Linked DNA regions of Mus musculus: region 1 is linked to region 2. Evidence: chromatin contacts called from ENCODE Hi-C data. All regions are on one chromosome and are shown on one strand. Each heading gives the region's core, a stretch centred on a gene start or an enhancer-like site at or near the end of the contact. The rest is flanking DNA. Distances are from core to core; before and after follow the strand shown.

Region 1 (3,901 bases), core at 224-2,723, 260 kb after region 2:
TTCTGTGACTGGCTTCTTTCAATGACAAGTCTCCTTCATTCTCCATTCAAATATGGACATGTATCCCTGAATAGATGCACACTTTGCTCGTCCCATCATCATTTGAGAGGGCCTCTGAGTTATTTCTACTTTGGACCTCTTATAAACAGTATTGCTGTGAGTACTGGCTGTGTAGGGATTTTTTTTTTTTCATCCATTTTGGATGTACACCTAGGAGCAAAATTGCTGGTCAAGTCCCTAAACTTTTGGATAATTGAAGATTGATTGTTTCCTAAAGATCCATACCAGTTTACACTCTTGCGAGCCATGCCCCAGTCTCTCAGGATCCTTGCCAGCATGTGCTTTTGCCTGACTCTCTTTTCATGAAGTGTTGTGGATGAGATGGTCTCACGATGATACACTGTAGTTTAAATTCTTCCTTGAAGAAATGGGGTTGAGTTCCCTATCAGATTTGTTAGCCATTCAGAGATGTTCTTTCATGAAGTTTCCACTTAAGCCTTTAATGTTTTCTTTCCCCGTTGAAGTATTTGCTTCTCCACTCCCTTTTATGGTTCTGGGCCCAAACCCAAGACTTCATTTATGCCAAGTGAGTGCTTTACCACTCAACTGTGTCCTCAGCTTTTCTACAATCTTCTTATTGATTCTAAAGACCTCTTTACATATTGTAGACATCAGCCCTTTATTTGGATGTGTTTTGTAAATATTCTACACGCCCCCAAGTTGTACATGTATGCATGCCTTCTTCCTTCTCTCCTTCCTTCCATTCTTCTGTCCTTCTTTTCTTCCTTTCTCCCTCCCTCCCTCCCTTTCTCCTTTCCTCCCTCATTCCTTCCCTCCCTTCCTCCTTCCTTTCCTTCTTTCTTGGTCTATATGGTATAGTGGCCCATGCACGCCATATGGAGGCCAGAGGTCAATGTTAGGTGTCTTTCCCTGTAGCTCCTTACTTTGATTTTTGAGATGGCTTCTCTCACTTACCTGTAGTTCACTTTTTCAGATGGACAGACTTCCCAGTAAGCCCAGGGGCTCCATCTGGTTCTGACTCTGACATCTGAGGCCGTGCTACATACACAACCACCAGCCCTGGCTTTTTCTGTGGGAACTGAGGAACTAAACTAAGATCCTCACACAGAGAGCAGGCACTTTATCACCAAGCCTTCTCCCCAGCCTCAGCTTTTAATCTATTAATAAATCTTTAAACATGAGTTTCTAATTTTACTATGGTCACCTCTGTTTGCTTTTCTTTCTTTTCTCCTTTTCTCTCCTTTCCTCCCCTTCCTCACTGTTGCTGTTGCTTTGGTCATTGCCCTCTTTATCTTTCCTTCACAGTTTCTTAGAGGGAAGTCAGAAGTCGCCCACACAATCTTCACAGACACCAGCTTTACCATAACATTTGAATACAGTGGCAACTTCCTGTCCCGAAGCCTCGCCTTTTCTGGTACTTCTGCCCGAGCAACTGTAGGTAATAATCAAAGGACTACCCAGTGCCTCGTTTCCCATGGTCAATGAGTTCATCTCCACGTGCATGGTCAAAGAGGAGAAGAGCGAGCCCAGCCGCAGAGATCCAGCTCTGTGGTCTGTTCCCTGAGTCAGTCAGTATGTGTCTGCTCAGGAAAAACAGTCAGTGCCCGATTGCCTCACATGGGAACTGGCTACAGAGAGAGTGCGGAGGCCGGATGATGAAAGAGTTGCTGAGAGGAGAGGGCTGGAGAAGCAAAGGAAGAAGGCTGTGTGTGTGTGTGTGTGTGTGTGTGTGTGTGTGTGTGTGTGTGTGCTTCTGCTGCTAGGGTAGGAAGAGCACATACCCATGTCTTGGGTAATTGGTGCTACTGCGACAGACTATCTCAGACCCCACCCAGCTTAACTTAACTTATAAACAGCAGGGATTTAACCTGCACACTGCTGGGGCCTGGGGCACTGGTGAGCGATGATTCTACTGTAGGCTTCCTGTTTTGTAGTTGGTGCTTGTCTCAGAGTCTTCGGATGGTGGAAGGGCTGAGGGATCTACCCCCTCCCTTTTATTGTTCTCAGTGTGAATGTGTGCGTGCGTGTTTGTGTCTGTGCCTGTGTGCACGTGGGCACATACGGCACATGGCAGGACATGCCTGGGAAGGTCAGAGGAAAATCACAAATGTGGGTTTTCACTTTGTAGCTTATTTGAGAAAAATTCTTCTCTCCCTGTCTCTATAAAGAATATCTTTCGCTGGGCAGTGGTGGCGCATGACTTTAATCCCAGCACTTGAGAGGCAGAGGCAGGTAGATTTCTGAGTTCGAGGCCAGCCTGGTCTACAGAGTGAGTTCCAGGACAGCCAGGGCTATACAGAGAAACCCTGTCTCGAAAAACCAAAAAAAAAAAAAAAAAAAAAGCAAAAAACCAAAAACCAAAAAACTTTCATCCTTTGAAAATCTGTACATATAAACAATGTGTCTTGATCAGACCCACTCCCAGGTCTTCTTCCCTTCTCTCCCACTTCTACAAGGTACCTCCCAGCATTCCCTTCCTACAGAATGTGCTCTCTTTCTCACTCACTTTTTATACACACACACACACACACTTGCTCACACACACACACACACGATGCACAGTCATATGCACAGACACAGATACACACAGAAACACACACACAGATACACATAGGCACAGATATACATGGACATACACAGACATACACACAGAGATACATACACACAGAGAGAGACACACACAGGCACACATGTACACAGGCACACAGATACATATATACACAGACACATACACACATAGAGATACACACACACACACACAGGCACATACACAAAGATACACACACACACACACACACACACAGAGTTGACTGATCTTGTGCAGATAGCTATCATGGCAGAGAGCTCATAGGTGCAGTGCCATGCTGTGTAGAGATGACAGCACTTCACAGCATACCTCCTTATCTGCTAGCTCTTAGATTCCTTCAACCCCTTCTTTCACAAAGTTCCCTGAGCCTCGGTAGGCAGGGAGTCGCAGGCAGGGAGTCGTTCATGCAGACCTGTCTCACTCAACATTAAGTAATCACTTATTATCAACACTTTGACCAGTTAGGAGTTTTTACGTTAACTCATGACCATAGCAAAGAGAAGTTCCTTTGGCTAAGGTTGTGGGAAGGCAGAATGGATTCATGAGTATAAACATAGTATATATAGGAAGCAATTTTGTAACAGTTCCATTTCAAAAGGCAACAGTATAGTCGATTCTCCTCTTGCGCCTCTGACCTCAGAGCTTTTCGCTAGACTTATAGTACCAGCCATGAATTTCATCCTATGGAGCTGGCTTCAAATCTAACCAGAGAGTTGTTGGTTACCCCATAACCTTCCTCTCACCGTCCTCTGTCCTGCCTGGTCGGATGGTATTGTAGCACGCGGTGTTCGCTCCTGGGTAATACCGCAGATGGATTTTCTTCCCAGTAGCTCCATTGCACTTCGGTCACTGTGACACGTAGGAGGACATTTCCAGCTTGATTTTCAGATGTGTTTCTTTGTCCTTAACTGCTGAATAACCAGACTAGCTGGCCTGAAAGCATCCAGGTATTCCCTCCTATCACCCGATGGGATGCTGGGGGTAAATATGCCCCTTCTATCAGCCCACGGGGTGCTGGGGTTAAATATGCCTTCACTACATCTCCATCTTTTTACATGCTGGGGATTCCAATTCAAATCCTCCTGCTTCCATAGCAAGTCCTTCTACTCAACCAAACTCCTCCCCAGATCCCCTGTAGCCCCTTTCTCAAGGGCGCTATTCTAACTATGGGGGCCCTGCTCCCGGAGGCCTCACCTGCTAATACCACATAGGGGTGAGGATTCTCATTAGGAATTTTGTGTAATGAACAGTCAGACTTGTGCCCCTGAGCCAGAGCCCAGGGTTTGCCCCTGC
Region 2 (3,862 bases), core at 855-3,354:
AGAGGATGGAAAGTATAGTCACAGCTGGCCCATGAAGGGGTAGACAGCCTGACCCAGAACACCCAAATTATACCCACAGGAATTATTTCTGACAAGTTATTATCCTCTATAACAATCTTTTCCAAAACACCTTGATTTGAAGATCCACAGGGAAGCTTATTTACAACGTAGCCCTCCATCCTGATTCAGGACCCTTGCGTTGGCCCTCTGTATGAAGTACAGATCCCTAGGGGACACAATTCTAGTGAGTCTGGGATGCAGTGTCCCTAAGGATCACCTCTGCTGTCCCCCAGCCACCGGTAGGAAGCCACACCAAAGCCTCAATGTGTGTTTGCTGACCTACAAGACAGGCTGAGCTCAGCCCTGGAAACGAAAGCCACATCAAAGCAGAATGAGATGTCCCAGTCCCCTCCCCCGTCAGACCTTACCTACACTGCTCCATGGCTGGCCACACACAAGGAAAACCCCTAAACTGGCTGGTGATCCACAAAACTGCCTTTCATCTGTTTAGGTGGGAAGAAAGGGGGTGGGGTGGGGGGGGAGAAGCAGTTTGCACTCACAGTCTCTTTAGAAACACTAGAGGGCAGCATTGAGTCGCATCTAATTTCTCAACTTTGCAGTATTGGCTCCTGGATTTTCTGTGTTTTGTTTGCCTTTTTGTTCTTGCCATGGCACTGCTAGTATGAATCATAGGCTACGGGCAAGCAAAGGAACAAAGCAGCTGCCAGGGGCCCTGAGCTGGGCTTCTCTGCGGTGGTGAGACTCCAGAGGGGTGGGGCATCCTGAGCGAAGTGACAGAAAGGAGACTGGTACTCATTAGGAAGGTGGAATTTGGAAACCATCTCCACACTTCTTCCTGTTCACTACCCCTGACAACACCCTGAGGAGAAAGCAGATGTGACATTAAGGATTCCATTTGCTAGGAGCAGGGATCCCTCGGGAACTCATCAGATCTCAGTACACCTGTAGGTAGATACTGACCCCACCCATACTGGTCTCGGTGGCTGGTGTGCCTCTGTCCAGATGCTTTGTGGTGAACCAGCTCCTCTGAGAAGTAACAGGCCAGACTCCCCCACCTAATCACCACCGCCACAGAAGGCTCCCTCTCTGCTCCCCTTTTAAAGGGGCTGTAGGCCAACACTGCCTCTCCTGGACTTGTCACTAGATGCTTTCTGTAGGAGCCTGCTGCCTGGTCCTATGCAGATGAGCTCCCTGGTGGGGGCGGGGGGTGCAGCCCCCACCTCCAGTCTTGCCTCAGCAGAGCTCAGCTCACACCTCTCCCAACTTGCAAATTCTGCCCTTCTCTGAGATGAAATGGAGGCAAGGAGCAGGTCATCCAAAAGTGGCCTTCCGTGGTTCACCACACCCATCTGGGTTTTTCTTCGGAAATAGCAAAAGCACCCATAGCTTTTTCTCATCCTGACAGCAGAGAGATGCCTGCCCTCTAACAGAAAGAGACCCTGTCAGTCCAGGTGATGCCTCCACCTGCTTGCTCTTCGCCTACATAATAGAAACAAGTTTGAAACCTATAGTCTTAACATTCGTGGTATGCAAGTTCTGAGTCTACCTTCTGTCTCCATTAGGTTACCTGCCCTGGGACAGCTATTTTTGAATTTCTGAGCTCTGAACTCTGCTGGTGCCTCCAGCCTCCTGGCAGGCAGATGAGGTGCCTGTCACCATGCCTCTCTCTTCTGTTTCAGCTGTGATCCCTCTGACGGATTCGGAACACAAGCTGCTGCCCTTGCACTTTGCTGTGGACCCGGGAAAGGACTGGGAATGGGGGAAAGATGACAACGACAATGCCCGGTTAGCCAAGTAAGACCTGCCCCGCAGTCCAGTCCGGACCCCAACACCCTGCGGGAGAGTGGTGGTGACAGGACTCCTGTTGGGATTTGGGGGACTAAAGGGCAGGGAGAGGATTGCACGCGCAGGCGAGTGAGCTCCTGCCACCTCCGGAGCTTCTCACTGGGTGTTCTTTTGTCAGCCTCATCCTGTCCCTAGAAGCCAAGCTGAACCTTCTACACAGCTACATGAATGTGACGTGGATCCGCATCCCCTCCGAGACCCGGGTGAGCCTCGAGTGCACGAAGCCCCACCCAGTGACCGGGCAGCAGCCGCTCTGTGCGGTGCGGGCAATGCTGTGCCTCCCCAAAGTCTCCACGCAGCGCAGCGCTCGGCTCCACGCCTTGGGGAGGTCCCACACCTTCATGCCCCAGAACCGGACCCAGCTACTGATTCCTAGTCCAAACACTTCCTCCCGGTGGGAGGCGGGCGCGTATTAGGGGCCCTCCCTCTCCCCCACCCCCCTCCACCTCTTATTTTACACAGCAGGAGAAGAATAAACACACCCACTCACAAAGCAAACCGTAGGCAAGTCAAAACACAAAACTATCTCTGCAGAGATCGGAACAAAATGTGCCGCGGCAGAGCGGAATTAATTATAACTGTGTGTGGATCCTTAGAAAATCTAGGGAACCAACAGCGCTAGTCCTCAGCGCGCGCCCTTCCCCTCCCTGAGGCGGAGGTGGCCTCCGGTGGAGCTAGCAGAAGGCGGAGAGACGCGGACCCATCCCGGGGGTGGGATGGGGGTTGCCCCTGCTTGCAGATGCTGAGAGATTCTTTTTAAGTTTGTGACTGATGTTTTCATAATCTTGGGAGGGAACTCCCAAGGGAAGGGATTTGTGAAAATTGCTTGCAAATAATTGGTCCTCCCTGACATCCGTTTACTTATGTATCCAGCGGATTCAAAGTACTGAAAGGAGACATCCCGCTGAATGGCTCCTGCCCCACTGTTCTGATTGCTCACTTCCGCTTCGCCTGGACATCATCCAAGTAGGGCGCCCCCACGTGGCTCTGATTCGCCATGTTCTTGGGGCACAAGAGACAGCCAGTCAGTGACAGAATCTTGCCTCTCTCATGCTGGAAGGTGCCACTGTGCCCCAGGATGATGCTCTGTAGCACCTACGTGGTATGCAATGGCAGCAGCCCTAGATCCATAATCAGTACCTTCCAGCTGAGCACATCTTTTCCCTACAAAGAGCAGGATGCATGGCCAGACCTTGGTGACCTCCATATCAAGTACAAAGCTCAGCAGACAACCCCACTGCTAAAGGGCACACAGCCAAGGCCCCTCTCTTACTGGGGCCCCTTTCCCTGTTTCAACCTTGAAGCTGACACTCTTTACCATCCCCGGCAAGCCAACCTAAAACTCAACTCTCTCCAAACTCAAGTGAAAGGAGGGATTTCTGCCTGGGTGGTGGTCAGCACAGGTCTGCCAGCCTTGCTTCTACTGACCTAGCCACAGCAGCTCATCCTTCTGGAACCTGCTTGAGCAGAGGAAAAGAATAAAGTGAGGAGCAATGGCTTCTCCCTTCTCTTCTAAAGACCAGAAAAGGCCTGCCCAGGCATGTACTAGTTCCTGACACACCCAGATGCAGGCTGGAGAGATGCTGTCTTTCCAATGACTCTCCTCACAGGAAGGTCCCTCTTTGGAGAACTTATGGCAGCTGCCTACCCAGCATGACCTCCTCTCATAGCCTTCTCAGGCTTGCCACCTATCCCAGAGATTGGCCTAGCCATGCTCTGCATGGTCTCGCCCTCACTGGCTGCCCCCAGGTAGTGTCGTCCAGGTTATTGTCCATGGCATTCCTTCACTAGTGCCATCCCACAAGACCCCACATCCTCACTGGAAGCCATTTCCAGCATCCTTTTCAGCTTAGCATTCCATTTGTAGTTAGAGAAGGGAACTCCTGAAGTAGCATGTCATAGCTGGATAAAGGGAGTGGTGGTCCAAGATGAAGAACGGGGTTTAGGGCAAGGTGCATAGCCCCTGCTTGGAATAAGTAGGTGATCCATCTGTGTG

What was found. A loop is a pair of places that touch in the nucleus more often than their neighbours do.
Region 1: a map of T-helper 17 cell shows a loop between it and region 2 (2.9-fold over the local background). The contact joins two enhancer-like sites. A Hi-C loop is called at or near these places in 3 of 37 maps with a recorded cell type or tissue (T-helper 1 cell and T-helper 17 cell).

The regions. Positions count from the first base shown.
Region 1 is chr7:64,010,323-64,014,223 of GRCm38, forward strand. It overlaps Gm32633 (predicted gene, 32633), which reads left to right. Exons shown (of 6, transcript NR_169109.1): 4 at 1,327-1,459. Among named protein-coding and RNA genes, the nearest start is that of Gm32633, 25 kb to the left of the region's middle. Within about 2 kb of position 1,474, at least 1 of the 3 ENCODE cell types and tissues checked has a DNase peak (open chromatin) inside an H3K27ac peak, as active enhancers do.
Region 2 is chr7:63,752,932-63,756,793 of GRCm38, forward strand. It overlaps Otud7a (OTU domain containing 7A), which reads left to right. Exons shown (of 14, transcript NM_130880.1): 12 at 1,701-1,815; 13 at 1,985-2,069. Among named protein-coding and RNA genes, the nearest start is that of Gm39023, 98 kb to the right of the region's middle. Within about 2 kb of position 2,105, at least 1 of the 3 ENCODE cell types and tissues checked has a DNase peak (open chromatin) inside an H3K27ac peak, as active enhancers do.